Regions from separate parts of the Mus musculus genome. Here regions 1 and 3 are each linked to region 2. The links are chromatin loops, found by intact Hi-C in ENCODE. Cell type or tissue: heart. All regions are shown on one strand.

Evidence for each region. A loop is a pair of places that touch in the nucleus more often than their neighbours do. Peaks named below come from ENCODE experiments on the same cell type or tissue, not always from the same donor. Only the 100,000 strongest peaks of a DNase experiment are listed, where the experiment ranks them.
Region 1: it touches region 2 in a loop (3-fold over the local background); 8 of 42 quality-filtered maps call a loop at or near these places.
Region 3: a loop joins it to region 2, with 3.0 times the contacts of the local background. A loop is called at or near these places in 4 of 42 quality-filtered maps.

The regions. Positions count from the first base shown.
Region 1 is chr15:84,626,179-84,634,178 of GRCm38, forward strand. Gm34201 (a long non-coding RNA gene) reads right to left here and starts at 1,261. Exons shown (of 4, transcript XR_384298.2): 1 at 1,142-1,261; 2 at 208-296. In heart, CTCF peaks have their summits at 3,726 (motif pointing left) and 5,601 (motif pointing left); a DNase peak (open chromatin) is centred at 5,603; H3K27me3 peaks cover 2,596 bases.
Region 2 is chr15:83,853,909-83,861,908 of GRCm38, forward strand. It overlaps Mpped1 (metallophosphoesterase domain containing 1), which reads left to right. Exons shown (of 7, transcript NM_172610.3): 6 at 504-617; 7 at 2,340-4,566. The coding sequence ends at 2,458. It overlaps Gm41370 (a long non-coding RNA gene), which reads right to left and starts at 2,241. Exons shown (of 7, transcript XR_003951468.1): 1 at 898-2,241. It overlaps Gm41372 (a long non-coding RNA gene), which reads left to right and starts at 5,272. Exons shown (of 3, transcript XR_875516.3): 1 at 5,272-5,999. In heart, a CTCF peak has its summit at 3,401 (motif pointing right); a DNase peak (open chromatin) is centred at 3,413; H3K27me3 peaks cover 1,361 bases.
Region 3 is chr15:84,614,013-84,622,012 of GRCm38, forward strand. Gm34201 (a long non-coding RNA gene) reads right to left here. Exons shown (of 4, transcript XR_384298.2): 3 at 4,181-4,333; 4 at 3,410-3,457. Among named protein-coding and RNA genes, the nearest start is that of Gm34201, 9.4 kb to the right of the region's middle. In heart, a CTCF peak has its summit at 3,085 (motif pointing left); DNase peaks (open chromatin) are centred at 399 and 3,118; H3K27me3 peaks cover 4,254 bases.

The DNA of each region.
Region 1 (8,000 bases), 770 kb after region 2:
GGGACAGCAGGAAGGATATGGGGGCCAGGATCTGGGACAGAGATAGCTGCAAGTCAGTACTCTCTCTGCAGCCGAGCATGGGCTCTGGCCAGTCTTGGGTGGAGACTCGTGATTGTTGGTTCTTCCAATAGCCCCATATCCAGGGACAACTAAGCAACCTGAAGCTATAGGAAGTGAGCGGCCTGTCCTCAAGTAATGTTCACTCACTTGTCATTGCCGTGCTGTGCTGGGCTGAGGTAGGTTGGTGTCTCCTTATCCTGAGCAATTATTCAGCAGACAGGTGCACTGGCCTTCAGCTGCAACACCGGGAAACACAGGCACAGAGAAGGGGCTTGCAACATAAGAGAGGTAGCTAGCCAGGGATGGACGCTGTGCTGACCAGTTTTGCATCAACTTGACACAAGCTAGAGTCATTTTGGAAGAGGGAACCTCAATCGAGAAAAATGCCCCCACCAGACTGGCCTCTGGGCAAGCCTGTAAAACATTTTCTTGATTGACATGAGAGGTCCTGGCTCACTGTGGGCAGTGCTACCCCAGGGCAGGTGATCCTACAGTGCTATGGAAAAAAAAAAACAAAAAACAGACTGAGCAAGCCATCCTCCATGGCCTCTCCGTCAGCTCCTGTCTCTAGGTTCCTGCCCTGAGTTCCTGCCCTGACTTCCCTGGATGATGGAGTGCGAGCTGTAAGCGGAAATGAACCGTTTCCTCCCTGAGCTACTTTTGGTTGTGGTATTTATCTCAGCAATAGGAACTCTAGCTAAGATGGGGAGGGTGACAGAAACAAGCTAAGCACCTGGTCCAGAGAGAGAGAGAGAGAGTCTAGATACACACTGACATCAATAGGGATGGCAGAAAATCGCGTAATTAGATGTCTGCAGCAGAATTGCTGTTACAAGAAAGGCAAGCACGAGGACCAGGAGATGAGGTAGAGATGAGATGGGCAAAGAGAGATGAGTCTACCACCCCACCTCTGTCTCTGCAACACCCCAGGGGTCTGCTACATTGTAAATGGGGGAACTGAGGCAGAGACTAGCATCTGCATTTGAGGAAACTGAGGCACAACAAGGCTGAAACACAAGAGAATCTGTAGAAAAGCCAGGAGCAGACCCAGGGTTCTAGCTCTGTCCCAGGGACCTCTCACCCCAAGGCAGCCACCCCAGGCTCAAAGTAGGCAAAAGGTGGTGAAAAATCCAAGAAGACAGACAGCCGAGTGGTCAGTCAACTCCTCATTCCAGTCTTCAAGATGGGGATGGTGGGGCAACAAGGCTTTTACTACTCCAAGGAGACAGCCGTTGCTATGGTGACCCTTGTTACCTGGCAACTGAGTTACATCATCCTGGGCACCTGCTGTCTCTCCTCTAGTGCTAATTGCTGGCTCTAGGGATGGACCTGTATCCAACAACCCGCTTAACTCAGAAAACTCACCTTGGGGGACAAACCAGATAATCCCGAGCACATGAAGACATACATACACAGACACTCTGGGTCTTTGGCAACCAGAAATGGAACGTGCTTTCATTTTCAAGGATGAGAATGACTGTATTAGTAAATGGGATATCAAAATTATGCCAACCCCTCCCCACCTAAAACAATCTTCAAATAGTACCATACAGATGGAATTAGGACTCAGTGACATCTCAACTTGGCGGCATCCCCCTGGCCACCGTGACTCGTTATACAAAGGAGGGGATAGTTTGAATAAAGTTCCATACCACCCAGATCAGCAGTAAAGAGCCTCCATTGTACTGAGCACTGAAGGGACTACCCCAGGATAGGGTTTTAAGTACACATAGAGGGCAGACACCAGACTCAGAACCCAAGTTCAAAGTCTTCAAAGTAAGAAGACTGCCCAGTAGGCATAGCCTTCAAACCTCCACATCACCTGCCCTACTCATATGGCACAGGCTCTACCCACTGCTGGGCCATGTTGGGCCCAGGAATCAGACCCCCGCCAAGGGACAACCAGTCTAACACACAGCAGAATGAGCCACCCGAGGGATGCTGGTGGTCTCCAGAAGGAGATATTATGTGAGCAGAGTCTTGGGGGCAACTAGGGTGTAGCTCCCAAATTTGGGAGGGGTCCCTGAATAGCCTTCTATGCAGCTCTAAGCCAGAGCTGAGTTTCAAAGGGTATAGAGACCCCTGGGTAGGCTCCGAGGGGCAGGGGGCTCTGAAGGACTGACCAACGTACACACAGACACCTGTAACTGCTGCCAGGGTGATAGATACAAATGGAAGACATAGACACTGTGGAGCAAGAGCCACACCTCATGCTACACAGGGTCCTGCGGCAAGCAGGGATGGGCCCTGGGAGACAGTTCCTGGATTCCAGCCAGCTCTGCTCTGACTGGCCTGGGAACATGGTGGGCTGAATATTCAACTCTTAACTCTGATAGATGTGGCCTTAACTTGAAGACCTGGTCTCAGCATCCTGCACTGTGAAGTGGGCCCTTGATCTTGGGGTCCGTGTCTTTGAAAAAGACAGAGGGGGCCAGGGAGATGGCTCAGCGGGTAAAGGTGAACACAGCCATGGCGAATGGCTCAACTTTGATCCCCGTGACACACTTGGTGGAAAGAAAGGATTCCCTTCTGAGAGTTGTTCTCTGACCTACACACACACACACACACACACACACACTCACAGAGAGGGAAAGAAACAGACAGAAAGGCAGAGACAAACAGAGACAGAGAGACAGAGAAATTGAGACACACAAAGACAGAGAGACAGAGACAGAGAGACAGACACACACATGCATTCACAGAGAGAGAAATAGAGAGACAGACAGACAGATACAGAGAGACAGATGCATACACAGACACACACACAGAGAGACAGAGAAACAGAGTGACAGAGGGACAGGGAGAGACAGAGACAGAGAGAAACAGAGAAAGAGGCACAGAGACAGAGAGAAACAGAGAGACAGAGAGTCAGAGAGACAGACAAACATACATAAATATGCACACATACACAGACACACACAGAGAAACACAGACCCACACACATACACTACATAGTGTTTTTTTTTTTAAATGAAGCAGAGGAGAAGACATCAGATGGACCCAGGAAAGTGGGAGCAGATACAGAGCCATGTACCCATAAGCCAAGGGATGCCCCAGCCTACAGGAGCTGGCAGAGCCTTTGGATCTTGACTAGACTTCTGGCCTTCACAACTCAGTGGATAAATAAGTCCATGTAGTTAAAGCCTTTAGCTTGTGGTCATCTGCTAAGGTAGCCTAAGGCTCTAATGGCATCCTTCTCCCCTCCCCCCTGGAATTCCTCTGTGCAGAACTCAGGTGACCTAACACTTACCTAGGCTTTGACATTCCCCCAGGGCACAGAACAGGTGATGGAGGGCAAGGAGGTGCAGCAGAGATCACTTCAGGGTGCGGTAGGGACAATGTCTCGCTACCTGATCCTTTGAACACCATCTCCTGGACTGACAATATTCCTATCTCTCTCCAAGCTAGGGTTCAGTCTAATGGGCTGGTACCCTAGTCTCCAGACCCATTTCCAGTAGAGTTTGTGGGAAACAGAGGCCTCAAGAAGGGACAGGTCCTAGCAGGACACAGGTTTGGAGGACACATCTTGGTCAGGGACAAAACAGTCACTTTGGTCCAATCCATTGGAACCATACTAACACAGTGCTGATTTGAAATGCCTGCAACTTGAAGTCTGGTCCAAGGCTTGCACTCTCAAGCAGGGTGATGGCGACCTCTGCTGGCCCAGCTCCAGAGCCTTTTCCAGCCCAAGGCATAGGAGGCAGCTGCAAGAGGTCTGCTAGAACCAGATCCCCCAAAATGGAAAAGGCCTGTGCTTCCACAGTCACAATGTTGCTCTCAACCATTATCTGTGGATGCTCAGTGTCGGGAGCTCTGTAGACACCCACGGAGTCTCCCCTACACTGAATGGGCTAGATTGGGGCCTGGATGAGGGGCCTGAGACCTGAGAACAGAGATCACAACCCAGGCTCCGTGGAGCAAGAGAGAAATGAACCATCAGGACAGAAGATTCCAGGTGAAGACAGGAGGCTCCCTGGGGAGTTCTCGTCCCTGCCTGAGCTTCAGTTTATTCATCTGCTCTGAGCAGACCTGTCCCCCATCTGGGAGGGATTGGAGAGTGGTGGGCACACGCCCTGTGGGTAGGGAGGAGACTCAGTCAGTCCCCAAGCACAGCACTCAGAAGCACGTCACCTGACACTCTCTACGTTCATGAGCCTAGCATACTAAGTTTTGTATTATGCTCAGTTTTAAAGACTTGTTTATTCTTATTTTATGTGTACGAGTGTTTTGCCCCCATGAATGTCTGTGCACCACGGATGTGCCTGGTGCCCATGAAGTTCAGAAGAGGGCATCATATCCCTTGGAACTAGAGTTACAGATAGGTGTGAGCCACTACGTGGGTGCTGGGAACTGAGCCGCTGAGCCATCTCTCCAGCCCCAGGTTGGTTGTTTTATTTATTTTCTTTTTTTTTTGTTGTTGTTGTTGGATTTTGTTGTTGTTGTTGTTGTTGTTTGTTTTTTGTTTTTGTTTTGTTTTGGTTTGGTTTGGTTTGGTTTGGTTTTTTCGAGGCAGGGTTTCTCTGTGTAGCCCTGGCTGTCCTGGAACTCACTTTGTAGACCAGGATGGCCTCGAACTCAGAAATCCCCCTGTCTCTGCCTCCCGAGTGCTGGGATCAAAGGCGTGCGGCACCACGCCCGGCTGTTGTTGTTTTTGGTTTTGGTTTCTCGAGACAGGGTTTCTCTATATAGCCCTGGCTGTCCTGGAACTCACTTTGTAGATCAAGCTGGCCTCAAACTCAGAAATCCACCTGCCTCTGCCTCCCGAGTGCTGGGATTAAAGGCATGCACCACCACGCCCGATTTATTTATTTTCTTAAGCAGAAATGAATTTCCTCACAGCCAGCGCTGGGGACGAGAAACACAAATCAAGGTGTCTGCAGGTCTGGGGGTGTTTTGATTTTTTTGTCTCGTTTTTTCCTTTCATTACACTGGGATCCGTAAACAGGTTTTCACTTCAGTATGTAATATACTCAGTACAATTTATCCTGCCATACCCCGCTAAAGAGCTGCTTCTCGCCCTGCCCACTGGTCCTGTTTGCCCCCAGCTATCTCTCATCGTCCATACCTATGTACTTATACATCTACATAATAAAATCCTGGATCCATGAACGGGAGAAAACACACAACCTTTCTTTCTGAAGTGGACTTGTGTTTGGCACAATCATCTCCAGTTGTGTGTGTTTTCTTGCTAGCAGCCTAACTCTGTTCTGCTTTGCGGCTGGGAAAAAAAATCCCCCAGTCTATATACAACATTTATTCTTTATCCATAGCTTCCCTATCTGCTTCCACAGCCTGGGTGGCTGGCCCTAAGCAAACCTCATCCCAGCCTAACCCTAGACCAGGCCCAGCAGGAAGTTTCCCAAATGGTGACCATACAGAGTGTGGTCAAGAGTATGGTGCCCCAACTTTGCCTCGGAGCAAGCACCCTTTCTGTGCTGAAGTCTTGGAAAGTGCTGGGCCAAGCAGTGAGGTTGGAGAACTGGATCGACAGGCCATGTGTCAAAACCTGCATCTGCAGGGCACTGGTGCCCTCTAGTGGCGGATCGAAGGAAGGCAACGCACACCTAAACCGAGAACAGTGCTGTGATAGGGCTCTCTAGGTAGGAAGGGGCAGGTATCAGGCAGGGTTAAAGTCCTCAGGAGTTTCCCACCACTGAGCCATCCTCCCCGCCCCCATGCTGTTCTCTAATTAGTTATTGTCAGTCATTCTGTGACTGAGGAGACTTAGAGGAAGTGAAATGAGCTCTTGAGGGGGCAAGGGATCTAAAGCCAGGACTCCTGAGAGCCTTCCACACCCTGATCAGCTCCAGCCCGGTCATCTACGGGTGAGAACTGAAGCGAAGATGGCTTATGGGAGTCTGGAGGCTGGCTCATCTCAATCCTGATCTCCAGTCAGAATTCACAAACATGGCTACTAGTTCCATTATGCATACCCGTCTCCGACACAGATAGACAGGAGACATGGTGGCAGAGCCCACACTCTGCTCTCGGCAATGCTCCACACTGACTTTTGGAAATGGACCTCTGGCCACCTCTCCAACCTGCCGACAGTTAGGAGAAGAGGGCTGGAAGAGGACAGCTCAAACACAAGCGACACAGTCAGACACCGGTTCAAATCCCAGCCCCAACACCTTCCCACTCTAACTCACCTCCATTCCCCTCCCTGGGTCTTCATGACCTCCCTGGCGAGATGGGCTGTTGGTGTTTTTGCACAAGGTGGCTTGATCATCAATCACGAGCTATTTGCAGAGCTCAAGCCTGAGGCTCAGTGTCAAAAGCAAGCGTGCAGATCCTGCAGAGCACAACCCAAGAGCACGGCAGCCTACGGGAGACCCAGAGGCACCAAGTTATGCCCCCCCCATAGTAGGGAATCAATAGAGATCAAGGAATCCTGGAGAGAGAGAGTAGGACCCGGGTAGGGAAGGATGCAAGTGGAGCAGACCCCAGAGAGCAGACATGTCCAGAGTGAGCAACTCCATAGAAGCAAAACTCATGTTAGTGATAGCCAGGTTAGGGTGGGGTAAGGAGGTTACTCTTCACCTCTGATATCTAGAGACATGAAAAGATGTATGTGGCTAAGTTGGTAAAGCACTCTCTTAGCATGCATGCATGCATGAAGTTCTGGGGTCCATCCCTATCCATCCCTAGTAGCATCTAAGATGAGTGTGGCATACGTCTGTCGTCTTAGCGGTTCAAGGTCATCCTTGGCTACACAGTGAGTTCAAGGATAGCCTGGGCTACATGAAGCCCTGTCTCAAAAACTCCAAAAAAAAAAAAAAAAGTTCTACAGTTAGTATAAATGTACTAAAAACCCATACTGAGCCCCCCACCCCCAAAAGAATGGCTTTTTGTGGTGTGTGATTTCAGTTCAGGTTTTCAAAGGCCCTCAGCTGACTGACACCCACCTCCCCAGCAGGCCACGGAGCCTCTCCTACTTCATTCTTACTCAGATGCCGCATCAGTAAATTTTCTCACCGCTGTTTTAAAAACATCTCGACAGAGCCAACTAAAGGAAGGGATGGGTTATCTGGGCCACAGTTTGAGGGCACAGTTGATTGTGGTGTGGAAGACATGGTGGCAGGAGCTTGAGGCAGCTCAAGACAGGAAGCAGGGAGAGACAAATGCTGGTGTTCGGCTTGCTCTCTCCTTTATATATGCCACCCATAGTTAGGCTCATCTCTCTTCAATTAACACAACTTAGAAAATCCCTCTCACGGGGGCTGGAGAGATGGCTCAGAGGTTAAGAGCACTGAGTGCTCTTCCAAAGGTCCTGAGTTCAAATCCCAGCAACCACATGGTGGCTCACAACCACTTGTAATGAGATCTGATGCCCTCTTCTGGGATGTCTGAGACAGCTACAGTGTAGCTGTTTATATTTATTATATGTAAGTACATTTATTTATTATATGTAATTCCATGTATTATATGTAAGTACAGTACAGTGTACTTACATATAATAAATAAATAAATCCTTAGAAAGAAAGAAAGAAAGAAAGAAAGAAAGAAAGAAAGAAAGAAAGAAAATCCCTCTCACAAACACTATCAGAAGATTGTCTCTGGGGTGGTTCTAGATCCAGTCAGGTTGACAATATTAAACAACAACACACACATACACACACACACACACACACACTATATATATATATATATATATATATATATATATATATATGTATATGTATATATATATATATATATACACATATATATATATATATACATACACACACACACAGCTGCCATGGAAAGTCAGAGAGGCCAGTCATACCCATTTCTGCATGCATTATCTGATATTAGGATGGTTGGTCTCTGTCTGACTGCCTCTCCTATTCCACCATGAATGCTCACAAAGTCAGTGACCATATCGGCGACCCTTGTGTTCACCACAAAATAGTGGCCTCATGAATCAGCCATCAGACAAGTAATGGGGACAGTATAGA
Region 2 (8,000 bases):
CCCTAACACATATACAGTGCCCCAGAGCTTCATGCCAGATAGGCAACAACAGAGCTAGACCACAGCTTCCGTGGGTTTTGTAGAGAAAGTTTCTGAATGGGAAATTCTCCCTCGGAGGCTATGGAGGCTCCATTTTGCTTCCAGCCACTGGGATACCATGGACTCAGTTTGCCCTTCTACAATTGGGTAGCTCCAAACAGCCCCTGCAGCAGCTGCAGGCTCAGATCTGTAGTGGTTCTATGCACTTGGACCCAGGTGCCTGGCCTCCCGTGGGCTCTTGTAAAAGAGTCTCTTAGCCCTGCCAAGGAAGAGAGATTGTGCCTCCAGGAGCTGCGTTGTGACAGGCTTTTCTCTGAGGCATAGTTCTGGAACTTGCTGTACCGGGAGAGAGGATCTATGCTGGGACTGGGGCATGACTTCAGGTCCCACCCAAGTCTGCGCTAATCGATGCCTGAGGTGCAAGATTCCCGCTGACCCCCTCAACGCCTTGTCTCCCCACACAGGCTTTCTAGACTGGGTCCCCAAGAAGATGCAGCGTGTGGGCTGTGTGGAGCTGCTCAACACAGTCCAGAGGCGGGTCCAGCCACGGCTGCACGTCTTTGGCCACATCCATGAAGGTGAGTAGGTGGGCAGGAGGGCAGGGAATCTCACATGGGATGCCTCTACCAAATCCTGCTCACTAGCTCCCTCTCTGACTTCTGCAAGAAACAGCCCAGCTCTGTGGCCCATGCATAGCCTACTTCACAGGCATTGCTGCTGTGGTTAGCACCTCAATGCTGCTGGCTAGCAGGTGTACTCACTGAAGTGGTGGGGATGTCCGCACCATGGACAGGTGGCTCACAGTCCTGGCTGCTCACACTGCCCCCACCCCCAGCCCATCCCTGCTCATCAGCTTACCTTCTTAGTCCTCAAGTGTTCTTCCTGGAGCCCAGGTTCAACATCTGATGCAAACCCTTGCTGTTTACTGGTCTGCTCACCCTGTCTGTGGGGTTGGACCATGGTACCTGGGACTCCACGCTGCGTTCATCTAGTTCATCTAAGAGTTTTATAACTTGGAAGTAAATAAACCCTGGCCATTTCTTGAGCACCTCTGAGCGCTGTTCTTGGGTGTCAGGAGAGTAGAGCACGTTTGTCTCTGGACATGGTCTCAGATGGCTGGGCAGCAGGCAGCCATCAAAGGCAGAGCACTGGAGCTCCCGGGGAAGCTCAGGAACAGTGAGTTTACAATGCTGGTTGTCTTCCTGGGCTCTCTTATGGGCCTTCAGGGACAACCTATGAAAGGTTGCCAGTGACCCAAACACCACCATGCATATTTGTATCGGCAAAATGGTACTCCAGAGAAGAAAGGGAGAGCGTCCCTTCTGGTGTGAGCCAGAAGAAGGGACTTCAGCAAGCAGAGTTGGTGGAGAGGGCATGTAATAAAAGACAGAAATGTGACAGTGGTCACCATGGTGATTGTGAGGAGAACAGAGATGATAATGAGGAGGAGGATCACAGTGGTAATGATAGTGGTGACAAAGATGGTGGTGGTAGTGACACTCAGAAGATAGTGGGTATGGTAGTGATGTCATGGCAGGGAAACACTTGTAAGGAAGAGGGTCTTGGTGATGGTGATGGTAGTGTGGTGATTGTCACAAGGATGGTGATGACTAGTGTTGATGGAGAGATGATAATGATGGTGTTGACAACAGTGGTCATGAAGAGGTAGTGGTAGTGTTGACGGTGGTGATACTGTAGATAGCGATGATGATGTTACCATGATGGCAGCGATGATGTCATGGTGATGATGGCAGTGCTGGGGATAGCAACAAGGATGGTAGTGATGTAGTTCAGGGCATAGTGCTGCTGCTAGGCATGGGGATGATGATGTCATCATGATGGGGATGAAGATGTCATGATGACATCAGTGCAGTTCGTGGACATAGCACACGAACACACCTGATCATATCTGATGAGATGGTGATACTGGGGACTGTGGAAACCAGGTGCCTATACCTAGTCACATCTACTCTGCTGACAGTGGCCATAGAGACCATGCTGATGACACCTGCTGAGGAAGACGATGTGAGGATAGTGATGACTGACTTGCTATGTGCTTTTCCTGTGATGTGCACTGGCTTAAGCACTGCATTTGGGCGTTGAACTTACTTGGTCCACCTGGCAGGCTCAGAAGGACCTATTATCGCTTCCACTTGACAGATAAAAAGACCCAAGAATGAGAACTGTTGTAGCTTGCCCCAGACATGTCCCACCCGCTATAGCAGAACACCTGTAGCTGCCACAGCCACTCACCAGAAAGCTCCAGATAATGGTCTGACAGGTGCGTGCTTACTTTCCAGGGTATGGCGTCATGGCAGACGGGACCACCACCTATGTGAACGCGTCGGTGTGCACTGTGAACTATCAGCCTGTGAATCCCCCCATAGTCATCGACCTGCCCACACCCCGGAACTCCTGACTGCTACCCACTCCAGTTCTGCCTACCCATGTCAGCTCTGTATGTCTGGCCAAGAGCCTGGATCCCCTAACCCACTTCCTCCCATGCAGAACAGCCTGGACAGTCCATTTGGCCTCGGGACCAGCCAGCAACGAGTAGAATCCTTGGGATAAAAGAAATCGCCTTTGTCAGCTTTCTGCCGCCTGCTGCTGGGACCTTGAACAGTCCCATCAGGGCCACCAGGCTCATCTCTGTGTTCTGTGTGTGCATCTGCCCCTTTTTTCTAGAGCCTAACACACTCACAGCCCTGTCTCACTTGGGAAATGACAGAAGCTCGGTTCGAAAGACACCCTCCGGCTTTGAGAAGCCGCTGCTCTCGGATGGAATTTGGGAAGTTTTATACAAGATGTCTAGCTACCCAAGTGTGTGGCTTGTGAGCCCCAAGGTTGCGGAAGTGTATGGCCTAGGCTCGGGCAGCTCTTCTCTGGCTGGAGGAAAGGAGATAGACTTGTTCCTTACGTGCATGGGTCTTGGGAATGTTCAGGGACATCTCAGGAATTCCGACAGCCCCCGGCCAGGCCTAGAGCAGATGGCTTGGCTTAGTCCCCCATTCCTTCCTCAGGACCCTGCTGCCAATGTGGACAATGGCTGAGTGTCTCCAGCTTCTGGCTCAGAACCTGGATTTGGGGAGGGGAGCTTTGTTCTTCTGGGTGGCCAGAACCTGCTGGTTACTCATCACAGTGAGGCCATCTTAGATCATCTGGGACCACACTACTTTGTAGATCACGATGGCCAGGGGATTCTGTGGGCTGAGACCTATGCCTGGTCATGTACATGCCCCATGTCTGTGGCATGTGTGTGCTTCTCCAAACCTAACCAGGTTGTTAGCATCTACAACGAGCTCCATCCTCCATGTGATTGATTTTTCCTTCCGAGGGTTCCAGGAAGCTTGTCAGTACCACCAGTAACCGGGAGGTGGCGCAGTTACAGAGCCACCCCGGGTGCTGATGGCAGCTCCACCTCTGGCTGCAGCCTTTCTTGAGCTAGGCCTGGGTGAACCCATCTGCAGAGGACAGAGCCAGCGGGCCCTGAGTCAGGGGGAGGCAGAGTCCATCACTGTCTATTTAAAATGCCCATATTTGTTCTTTGTGGACTCTTTTTTGCACTCATTCCGATTCTTAGTAACATGTCACTAAAATAGTATTATTTGTCCCGACTCTTGATGTTTTACACCCTTTATGTCATGCATCAGACACGAGGGCCTCACTTGCTTGGCCTGGTTCCAGCCTTGGGGACCAGATATCCTGGTACCTTTACTCGGTATAATTTTGTTTTATCTACAGACATTCCTGCAAGGTAGGTACTCTTGCCCTGTTACAGAGATGAGTCCACTGAGAGGAGAGGTCACTTGCCTGAGGATGCACAGCACAAAGGGGGCAGCAGTGGGATTTGGGCCTCCATCTCTGGCCTCACACCCTTCCCATCACCACTGGAGTTCTCTCCCTGCAAAGCAGGGCCTGGGTGGAGAGTCTCGCTTCATTTGGAAGGGTCCTTTTCAAAACTGGCTCTTGTTCATTCTCAACCTCGAGTCCCTCAGACCATCAGGAATCCTGAGCTTTTGGCTCAGCATCCCAGCATCCTGTGAGGCCCACTCCCAATTCTTTCTCTGCGGGTGAGTGAGCTGGGCTCTGGGATGCATTCCCAGGCCACCTTTGGTGCCCTACGTTGGCCAGGGGCAACTGTGCCCCACAGGACACAGGGCTGCAGGAATCTTGCTTGGGCCAAGTGGTCCTGGTGTGTGGGACATTTTACAAGGTCTCTCTTCGGTGCCTCAGATGCATGGCGTGTTTGGGGCAGAGAAAAATACATCTCCCATGTGCTTTCTCAGCTCCACAGTTTCTATATGGACCAAGAACTATAAACTTAAAAAAATTTTCCTAGGGCATCTTCAGAATGCGGCATATTTTTATGTGGAGAAGAAAAGCTGTGGAGGCAGCTGTCTTGAAGAGAAAATTCATTGGAAGTCCTCAAGATTTGAAAGATGGCGGCCTGCTCCTCAATCATTTTGGCATAACTTGATTGTGGCTGTAATTTTTTTTGTCAAGCATGTCAGACAATAAAGTCTTTGTAAAAAGAAAAGGCTAAGTCCATCTGGCTGCTCGTCCTGTGGGTGTGTCCCTGAGTTATGAGGGGGCAGAGGGAGGAAGAACTCCAAGACCTAGTGGCTAAAGACCCCCCCCATGTGACTACTCTCTGCTTGTCTCACCCCATCCCACCCCTCATGGGCACAGGGACTACAGACATCATGGGCAGGACTGGATGTCTGAGCTTCTAAACAAAGCATTGTGGTGTGGCCGAAGTGCTGGGTTTTCCTGAATATGACATGGCCAACCCAGCCATAGGAAGGCAAAAGGTTCATGGGTTGCCTAAGAGCAGCATCCTGGTCTCAAAGTCGCTCCCAGCTACAAAACTTCTACCATTTATTGCTAGCTGTCCATCCAACTATTCATCTTTCCACAGTCAAACACTTACCTGATGATTCATACTTTCATATGTCCATCCATCTACTCAGTCAGAAAACAAGCACCCATCCATCTGCCCACCCATCCATCCACCCATCAAGCTATAAAGCCAGACAGCTAGCCATCTATTCGTCCACAGGACTATCCATCTATCTGTGCACCAACAAAGCTGTCCATATATACACTCATCTGACCATACACTATTGATGAAACCATTAATTTACCCAGCCCCCTCAGGATATCACTCTATGTATCCATCTACCCACCCACCCACCCATCAAGTCACCCATCCTTCTGTCCTTCCATCTGTCTTACATAACCCCCCATCCAGCTCTGTATGGACCCCTCCACAGCCATTAACACTTCCCAAAGAGTCTGGCTGGCTTGGATGATGGAAAGGCTGGTGGTGGCTGTAACAGATTTAGGAGGGAAGACTGATAAAGGTAGATGTGAGGATAAAGGCTCCAGAGAGTCCAGGACAGCAGTAGATGTGGCTGCTGGTCACTGGAAGGAGTTGTGGACATAGAACAGGTGTCAAGAAAAAGGGATATGACTGACATCATAAAGCCACGGACCTGGGGCAGAAAAGGCCTGAGGAGTGGCCTGGGGCAGGTGTGCAATAACAATGTCCCCATGACCTCAGACAAGTCCCCTGCCCAGGGACTCATAGGCCTGCAGCATCCTGTCCTGGGACCTTAACTTCTGAATCCTGGTCTGTCTGAGGAACCCCACCAACTTCTACCATAACCACTGGAACCACAGTAGGGTTCCTGCACAGGGCGTGGCCCTCTGAAGCTGTCACCTCACAATGTCACCACACTGCCAGAGCTGCTTCAGTACACAGTCTCTGGGGCCCTCCTTCCTTCCCCCTCTTCCTTCCTTCTCACTTCACACATGGAGAAGGAAGGCACTCTACTACTGAGGTGTACCCCTCTGCAGCCCTGCTGAGACAGTGGCAGGGAACCAGTCTCTGGGGACTCACCAGAGCACGTGGCTGTCTTGGGCCTCCTTTCCCCGCCTCCTAAGGGCTGGAATCACAGGTGACTACCAGGTGCAGGGAGCCGTGGGGGTCAGAACCCTGCTCCTCTTGCTTGTACCATGTGCTTTAACCACCAAGCCATCTCTCTGGCCTCTTGCTGATCCTATTTAAAAATCTCTAAATATTCTAGAAACAAGTCTCTTTTTCCTGTCTCTGGGTTGGTCTTTTTAGTCCCATCCTCAGAGCAAATGTTGAAATTTTTGATGAAGCTTGATTTCCTTCCTTCCTTCCTTCCTTCCTTCCTTCCTTCCTTCCTTCCTTCCTTCCTTCCTCTCTCTCTCTCTCTCTCTCTCTCTCTCTCTCTCTCTCTCTCCTTCTTCTTCTTCCTCTTCTTTTCTCTCTCCCTCCCTCTCCCTCCCCCCCCTCTCTCTCCCTCCCTCCCTCCCTCCCTCCCTTCCTTCCTTCCTTCCTTTCTTTTCTTGTTCTTTGGATATGGTTATCATTTGAGGCAGGTGTTTCCCAGAGCCTCACGTATTGACAGGTGGTCATCAGCCATTGGCTGGACTGGGAGGCAGGGTCTAGGAGGAGGAAGTTAGCTCACTGTAGATATATAGTTGAAGCCGGTCTTGGGAACCCAGCTACGGTCCTCCTTCCTGGCTGCCACAGGTAAGTAACCTCCCTCGGCCATGCCACATGCCCAAAGCAACCAGGCCAATGGACCCTCTCTGAGCGAGTGAGCCAAAATCAACCTTGCTTTCTTAGAAGGGCTCCTTCTTGGGTATTTTGCCCTGTTGAAGAAATGCTGACTCTGCGGGTGATGCTTTCAAACTTGAGGTTGAGTGGATTGTCTCTCACTTATTAGTTCTGCTTCACACCCCTGTGCAGTCCCGGCCTCATCCTTTGGTGTGAGGTGTGCTAAGGTTCACATTTTACACACAGATACTGTTCCTCTAACCCACTGTACTGACTGGTTTTATGTGTCAATTTGAGACAAGAGTCATCAAGGAGGGATGAGCCTCCGTTGAGGAAATGCCTCTATGAGATCCAGCTGTAAGGCATTTTCTCAACTAGGGATCAATGGGGGAGGGCCCAGCCCATGGTGGATAGGGCCATCCTTCTCCTGGGTTCTATAAGCAAGCAGGCTGAACAAGCCAGTAAGCAGCACCCTCTGCATCAGCTCCTGCCTCCAGGATCCTGCCCTGTGTGAGTTCCATTCCTGACTTCCTTTGGTGATGAACAGCAATGTGGAAGTGTAAGTTGAATAAACCCTTTCCTCCCCAACTTGCTTTTTGGTCAAGGTGTTTCATCCCAGCACTAGAAAGCTTAAGATACCCACTGTCTTTGTCCACATTGGAAATCAGCTGGCTGCATCTATGTGGTACATTTCTTGGTTCCCCATTTTGTTCCATCACTCTCTTGCTGACACCATATTCCTAACGACTGCGCTTCCAAATGTACCTTCAGAGGAGCCAATGCGAGCCCTCCATCCTATCTTGTTTTGTTTTTAAACTTTTGAAGGAGGGTAACTTCTTTTCTACAATACATTTCTGGGTTAGCTGGTTGTTTTGTTTTGTTTTGTTTTGTTTTGTTTTTTGTTTTGTTTTTCAAGACAGGGTTTCTCTGTATAGCCCTGGCTGTCCTGGAACTCACTTTGTAGACCAGGCTGTCCTCAAACTCTGAAATCTGCCTGCCTCTGCCTCCCGAGTGCTGGGATTAAAGGTGTGCGCCACCAAGCCCGGCTGGGTTAGCTGGTTCTTGTCTACCAAAAACACTGAGATCCTGGCTGGAACCGTGGAGACTGTGCAGGCCTGGCAATGGCTGAGTGGCTAGGGACACTTGCTTCTCTTGCAGGAGAACAGAGTTCAATTCCCAGACCTACACTGGGTGGTTCACAACCACCTGCAACTCAGGCTCCAGAGGATCCAGTGCCTTCCTCTTCTGGTCTTTGCCAGTGCGCACACACACATGGCAACACAGACACATACTCACACATACAATAATATCAATCTCTTTTTTTTTTGTTTGTTTGTTATTCAAGATAGTGTTTTTCTGTGTAGCCTGG
Region 3 (8,000 bases), 760 kb after region 2:
GCTGGGCAGATGTGGGGATCTGAGGAGATTGGGATGTTGCCATGGTGACAGGAGCTCCGCGTTTAGTGGTAAACATCTCCAACCCTCAGAAGCAGCCTCTTCACTATCTTCTGACATCTTGAAGAGAGGCACAGCCAGGGTGCAGCCACAAGTGACACTCTGGCCCAATGGGCTGTCCAGGAGCAGCCCAGTCCCTGCACAGAGACTCCAAGCGTGCAGGTAGAGACAGCACAGCAGTCGGCAACAGGGCAGGGCAGGACAGCAATGGACAGCTGGGATGGCACCATGCTCCCTGTGGCCCAATGCACTTGACTTTAGTAACCACGGAACAAGCAAGGGCTTTGCAAAGCTGCCCCACCTGTCAACTACACCAGATCCTGGCAAATGGACCTCATAGGCCTGTCCACATCGGTGCAAGGCTGCCCCCTACAGGTACGACTGGAGATTGCAGGGCAGATTGAAGCGCTACAGAGTCAGATGTAGATCTCTACACTCAGGACCAGTGCCTTCTGTAGGCACTGGTGTCTTGGCACTGAAGGTCCTGCCTGGCCCGTGTGTGGGAGGCACAGATGCCAGTGAGAAGCACAAATACAGCATAATCAGCAGGCAAAACTTTGAGGACAGCCAAAGCTAACCCCCCAGAGTAGAGAAGTCTTTCTGCCACCACCCCACAGAACCCCATGGTGAGGAAAAGAGGGAGAGAAGGGAGGAGAGAAGGGAGGACAGAAGATGGGAGGAAGGTAAGAAAAGAGAGAGGGAAGAAGGGAGGACTACTGGGGGTGCCTGGGGAGTTTCCCCTTGACTTCAGCCTGGAGAGACGTATGATGTGAACTCTCAGAAGTTTCGGGGAGACACAGCAGATGTAAAGGCCTCAGAGTGGCCCTCTGCCTGCCTGCTGGGATCAGCAAGATCTGGAGTGGAGCCATGATATTAAAGTTTCTCCCCAGGGAGAGACATAAGCAATGGCTTCCCCTTCTCCTAAGGCCCCAATGGTAAACTGAGGCGCAATTCCACCAAGGTTCTCTCTGGGGAGCCAATAAGTTGGCCTTCCTTACACAACACAGGTGAGGGGTTACATGCAGGGGTGTGGGCATTGCTACCCCCAACAGATAGCACCTAGACAGCCCTTACCCAACAGCTTTCCCTTAGATGCATAGATGGAGCCCTCTCCCCTAGTCTTCCTTGGTCCCTCTAGCCCTTCCCTGTTGTCACATGCAATTAAGGCAGAGTCACAAACAGCAGGTGATAGTCTGGATACTCAGGTGAGGGTCTTATAACTTTCCACCCCTCCATAGTGGCTGCAAACCGTCAGCAAGCCTTTCTGGGATCAGCCTTTTGCAGCAGAACTCCCCAAGATAACAGTCGCTTGGCTCAGAGGGCCAGTCACTCACAACGAGCCATCAGAAGAAGAGGTCAAGAGCCAGAGGTAAAACTGTGCCGGGCCAAGGTGCACATGCTGGAATAGCTGGAGAATGAGTGTCACAGGTCTGCCTCCTGCGGCGGTCTGCAGTGGCTGTGAGGGGAGAGATCATAGGAGACTACATCTGAAACGCAGACAGCGAGGAAGCGATTGTCCACACCAGGGGAGGCCCTACAGAAGCTGGACAGCAAGCAAGTCAGAGTTCTCTGAAGCTCTTTTCCCAGCTCTGGGCCACGGTGCGGACACCAACCGGGGAAGGAGGCCCCTGCAAGCCAAACTAGCAATCCCACTGGAAATATCAGAAGCTTCAAACCCTGGAGCAATCTCTCAGACACAAACACACCTGGAGTATCTGTGACCCAGCAGGGCAGGGAGAGCATAGAGCCCCTCCAGGACACATTCGCCTTTGATTGGAATTTCTGCACCAGCTTCCCCTCCGGCCCTGCCAAGTTAGAATGGGGGCAGGACTTCCGCGCAGTAAGGTCTCAGGGAAGCTGAAGGAGAGGATCTGGCCAGCACAGGGGTGTTCAGGTGCTCTCTATCCCTACTGTATCCTGTCCATCCCAGAGCTTGTAACAGCACAGGAACACAAACAGATAGGCAAACAGACAGACAGACAGACCCGGAGGCTCAGGTCAAACCCTCGAGCTAGGTACACGGGAGCCCCCTGAGACTAACTCCAGGAGAGTTGATGGACAGAAGAAAAGCAGGTATTCCCAGTGATCCTGTGAGGAAACTGGTCCATTTTATAGACAGTACAATTGAAGCTCTGGGAGGTGAAAGGAGCCCTCACCTACCTCAGCACCTGGAATATATCCGCTAAACCAGCAGTTCTCAACCTGTGGATCGCAACCCCTTTGGAGATCCGCATATTAGATACCCTGGATAGCAGATGTTTGCATTATGATTCATAACCGTGGCAAAATTACAGTTAATGAAGTAGCAATTTGTGATGGGGGGTCACCACAACACAAGGAACTGTATTAAAGGGTCATAGCATTGGGAAGTGAGAACCACTGACCTACACCATGCCAGCTGGCATCCAAGCAGCCCACTGTCCCCAGGGACCCTAAGGCTGAGTTCAGGAAACTCTTCGTTCCCCTGGAGGAGAGGAGCTCTTCTGTGCTGGGGACAGCTGCAGCCACCTCCCCATGTCCCTGGCCTTCTTAAGCACCACTTGATGGCCAGCCTGGTCTGCCATTTCCCTGGCACCTTCAGGAATCCCCTGCTGTATAAATTAACCCTTCTCTGGACCTTCTGAGGCTCCCTGCTGCTCTCAGTCTTATTCTCTGCAATTCTGTCCTCTGCTGATTTTCTAAGACTCTGATGAGCCTTAACTCTGAGACCCCTTGAGTGAACAACTCAGAGCCGGGGATCATTGCAAAAGCAAGAGGAATTTTATTATTCCAGCATGCTGGGGTTGCCCTGCACACAAAGGAGAGAGAGGACAACCCCACGCAGCCTGTTTGGCAAGTTTTTATACAATTTTCAGAGCAGCAGCCATTAGGCACAATGTGATTGGCAGAACAGTGTGACTTTTAAACTGATTGGTCTTTAGGGAATAAGGTGGCAAGGACTTCCCTTGTCTGTAGGTCCACATTGTGTCTCCCTGCTCTGGGCCTCCCCGACCTGCAGGTGGCCGACGGTCGGTTCCCCACCGCGCCCCCTTGTGGTCTGAGGAATGTAAATAGCCTCTCCCTTCCAGATGGGAGGGGTGCCTAAGTGCTCTTTCTCTTCCAGGAGGGGAGGAGTCTGGTGGAATTTTCCAAAGGTCCTGAACCCACTTCTGCAACTTCTTCCCTGTCTCGCTATTTGCAGATTCCCCCACCTCCATCCCTTCCCTGCTTCCTGACACTTTCCCGTGGTCATAAACCACTGTGACCCACATGGCCTGGTCCCCATGAGAACCTCAGGGTGAAACAGGCTGACTTTGAACTCACTATGCAGTCCAGGCTGCCCTCGAACGCAAGATCCTCCTGCCTCTGCCTTCCACACAAGTGCCAGGATTACAGGTGTTGGCATCAGGGCATTTCAAACCTATGATGCAACAGGCACCATATTCCCATCACTCACTGGGTTTACCTCCCACTCTTATTTGTGTTACATCATTTTCCTTATAAATAAGGAGAACGCCCCTTCCTCACTCTCTCTTTTTCTTTCTTTCTTTCTCTTCCCTCTCTTCTCGCCTCCTCTTCTCTCTCCACCACTCCTTTGTCTCTCCCTTCCAATAAAACCTCTTCCACGTGGAACCGCTTGGGCCTAGCATGTTGCTTTGGCGCTACCCTGCCATTCTAACACATCAACAGGTATGTGCCTCACAACCAGGACGCGTACTGTGGGTAAATGTGGGTGCTTACGTGTGAAGGGCATGTATACCCCTTAATCACATGCATTCGTGTGGGCACATGCACACAAAAGGCTGCGTGCCTGCAGTGTGCGCATGGAAACTAGAGGTGGAGGGAGAGTGCGCGTGTCTTCCTCAATCACCCTCCACCCCGAGTTTGAAAGGCAGGAGTCCATCAGTTCCCTTAGGAGAACTGACCCATGAGAGACCCCGCCCCAAAACTGGAGTTACATACAGGAGCCTGGGTATAACATGGCTGCTGGAGGTTCCAACTCAAGCCCTTACATTTGCACAGCAGGCACTTCCCCAGCTGGACTTCTCCCCACACCCCTCCCCCACATTCTATACCCTAGTCAGGTAGAGCCCCCCCCCTCTCCCAAGCTACCCTCAGGCCCCACAACTGCAGCAGGACTCACCAGCTTCAGCAACCGGCAGGCATCGGGGATGGAGATTTCTTAGGTTAAAAGGAGGTAGAGTAGGGAACAAGAGGCCTAGAGGATCCTGGGAGCCACAGCTGCACCAAGCAGAGTCCAGGGAGATCAGGGTGGAAGGCCATAGCTCCTGTCCGTCTGGAAGGGAAGGGATATTTTTACATTTCTATACCAGGAAAACCCACAGACGTGGATTTATAACTTTGATGAGACTGAGAGTCTGTAGAAAGCATCGTGTATATGACTGCTCTGGTGTGCTCAGCAGGGGATCCAGAGAGAAAGAGGTTAGAAGGATGAAAGGCCGAGGGGCAGCTGTGTACTCTGGAAGCATTCTCTTGAGGTGACTTAATTCCTAGAGACTCCACTGAGCAGACATGGGACGCTGGGATTTGGATCCAGAAACCACCCCGGAAACCTGTGTGTTGACTTGAACTCTAACAGAGGGTTTTGAGGCAACTGTATCATGATGGTCTTATCCATGGACTTCTCCGATGATATGTGCCTAGACTAAGTGGCTACTGGAGATGGTGGGAACTTCAGCAGGTGGGGTCTAGTACAGTCCCTCTCCCCTGCCCCCCTCTGCTTCTGCCATCCATGTGGTGAGTAGCTCTCTTCCTCTACCACAGGCTCCCACTGTGACACTCAGCCTCACCTCTGACTCCAAAACAAATGGCCGGACCAACCCTGGATTGAATCCTTTCAAACTAAACTGACCAATAGGCCCAGCACAGAGGGAGGCTCTGAGCACAAGGGTCACAGCTTTGCCAAATTAAAGTTACAACTGTCTGACCAGAGAGGAGCAGGCAGAGTTTCACCATTTCTAACATGGAAGTACAGGGTCACCAGAGGAGAGATGTGTGCCCAGGGTCCTTCTCAGATCTGTACTCAGTCCATAGGTTTGCACAGCCCGGGAGGCCAGGCTTGGGCCTAGGGGCCTGGAAGGCAGATTTGGTGGAGAGCACCTGCTTGGCATATGCAAAGGCAAAGGGCTCACTCCCCAGTCAGCATCCAGTGGATGGCCACTGTCTCCTGAACGCGGGCCTGGGCTCCTCAGAGAGCAAGACACTCCAGTCCTCCATCACTAGGCTCCCTGAGGCAGTATTTCAGAAGCTCATAGGAAAAAGACAGTCCTCAGTGAAGAGATCATGGAGTTTGTAGGTGCCCTCCTCTCCAGAAGGGAGAGGCTGGTCACATTCCTCAGAAAGACCACAGTGGGGACTGACCACCAGCCACCTGCAGATGAGGGAAGCCCTTACTACCTCATTCCCTAAGGACCAATCAGTTTAAAAGTCATACTGTTCTGCCAGGCATATTGTGCCTAGTTGCTGTTGCTCTATTCCACCCCTGGAAACTGTATAAAAACTGGCCGAACAGGCTGCCCGGGGTCATCACCTCTCCTTTGAATGTGGGACTGTGGGACGGCCCCAGTGCACTGGAGTGCTGGAACAATAAATTCCTCTTGCTTTTGCATCAATCTCCGGCTCCATGTGGTCCACGGGGGAGGGGGGGGGCGAGGTTCCCAGGTAGCTAAGGCTTGTCAGAGTCTTACATGAGCAGTCCCTTCAGACAAAGCAAACTTCATGGCCCTCCATCTCTGGCTATTTTGGTGACAACTGGCAAGACTGAATAGGGGTGGGGGTGGGGCTGCATCTCATTAACACAACTCAGAAACTTCCAGTCATGCCCTAGACTGCTGGAGTCAGCAGGGACCTCTGTGCTCACCTTGCCCACAGTTGTTTATTTAGGCCCAGAGAAAGGCAGCCATGCACACTCGCGTTGTATTGAACTGTGGAGACAGGTGGAATTCTAGCTTCTGAGTATCCAGCACAGCCTATCCCTGCAGCCCAGAGGTAGCTTGGATCCCTGCTGAGTCCCTCCTGGACTGGAGCGTCCCCACCTCTTCCCCTACCCCCCACCCACGGGAGGGGAAAGAGCTAAATTCTCACTTAACAGCAGGATGCTTCTGGGCCTCATTACCATGATGCAAATTAATATTTATTATGCAATTATTCATCTTTGTAATTGCTAGTATTTCAAAGGGAGCACAGAAGGTTTAATTAGAACACGTGGAATGTTATTAAAATGGAATGTCAGAAGGAGGGGTGACCCTCTCCCCTCTGCAGCCCCAAGCCCTGCTACCTCCAGAAGGTTCTTGGAGCTTGAGTCAACACCAGCCTGGCTTCCCTACCTGGGTGCTCCCCATGGGACCCTGCACTTCCTTTTTCATTATTTTATGAGATCTTGACTCCTAGAAACCTAGAAACTTTGTGGGTTATTGTGCTAGCAGAAGTTCAGACTCAAAGAGCCTGTCTGTAGACATCTGTCTGCAGACAAGAAGCTGCAGATGTTATTGAAAACTAGGGCTTCCTGGTGCACAGGCCAGCACCTGGGTCTTCTAAAAGGCCGGTGGCGAGCTGGATATGGTGGTGTGCAACTTTAATCCCAGTACTGAGAGGCAGAGGAAGACAGGTTGTTATGAGTTCAAGGCCAGCCTGGATGACGAAGCAAGTTACAGGCCAGCGAGAGATACACAGAGAGACCCTACCTCAGCAAGACAAAGGCTTTTAAAATAATAAAACTAAATGAAAAGGACAATGGCACCAGGACAGGGGCCTGCCACCCTCTGCACCGAGCCAGCCAGGCCTCTGCAGTCTCTGGGAAGCAGCTCACCCAGCACCCAGTTCCTCTTCCCCGCTGCCTCCTCCTGCCACACAGGAGATGTTCAGAGTGCTTTTAGGTCTGTAGCTCCTCATTCGTAATAGATTTTAATCTTGGGTGATACTCTGAGAAGGTCAGGAGGTAAGTGGTCATTCTAGGAAAGCCAAGTTTGGAACACACAGTCCTTCTGCCTGCCCAGCAGCAGCTGTGACTCCGCCCCTACCTGAACAGGCTGGCTGGGAGAGAGTGAGTCTGCCCTGCAGTAGTGAAATCAGGGCCAGGTCCACAGCTGAGCCAGAATGATGAAGAGGGCCTGATAATTTTAGGGCAGGAGGATCCAGCAGGATGCCCAAACAGGTAACTAGTGTGACTATACTGGCAAGATAGAAGGAGAAGCTCAGATGGAAGATGCTGGGGGGCAGGGGGGAGCTTCAAGGATGATGGAATGGGTCACAGTCAGTCACCATCACGAAGACTGAACCTCTAGCAACTGAGAGGACCAGGGCAAGACAGGGAAACAGTCCTGTCTCTGAGCCTCAGAGCCTCAGGCTTGTTCACGGAGTCCTGTCTGCTTTCAGAGAAGAGCCTCTTAGAGAACCTGGGGCACCCTGTTTTGGCTGGAGTGCTTAGCATCAAGCTCAGAGACTTGCTTGTTTCACACACACACACACACACACACACACACACACACACACACACACACACCCCACCACCACCACCACCACCACCACCACCACCACCACCACCCACAGCTTTTATATATAGGTGCTGTGAAATCGGAGCTCAGGTCCTCACAGTCGAATAGTAAGCACTAACCAAGGATCCATCTACCCAGCTGATTTCTGAGTTGGCCTCACGTGGGCCAGCTATGCAGTTGAGAACGGCCCTGATCTCTTGGTCCTCCTTGCTCAATCCTAAATACTCGGATTACAGGTGTGCGCCATAATTTCACAAAGGACAGGGGAACCTGCAGCTGAAGCGTAGCCGGTGTTCTGGTGACTCCACCCTGAGACTGGCACGTTCTTCCTCAGGTGCAGGTCAGCCCAGCTTCCTTTTACAGCTCTGAACCACCACCGTTGTCACTGTGCCTGTGAGTCACCGATGCAGGTGCCCTGACCTTTGTATGTTTGTACCTCATCTCCAGCTA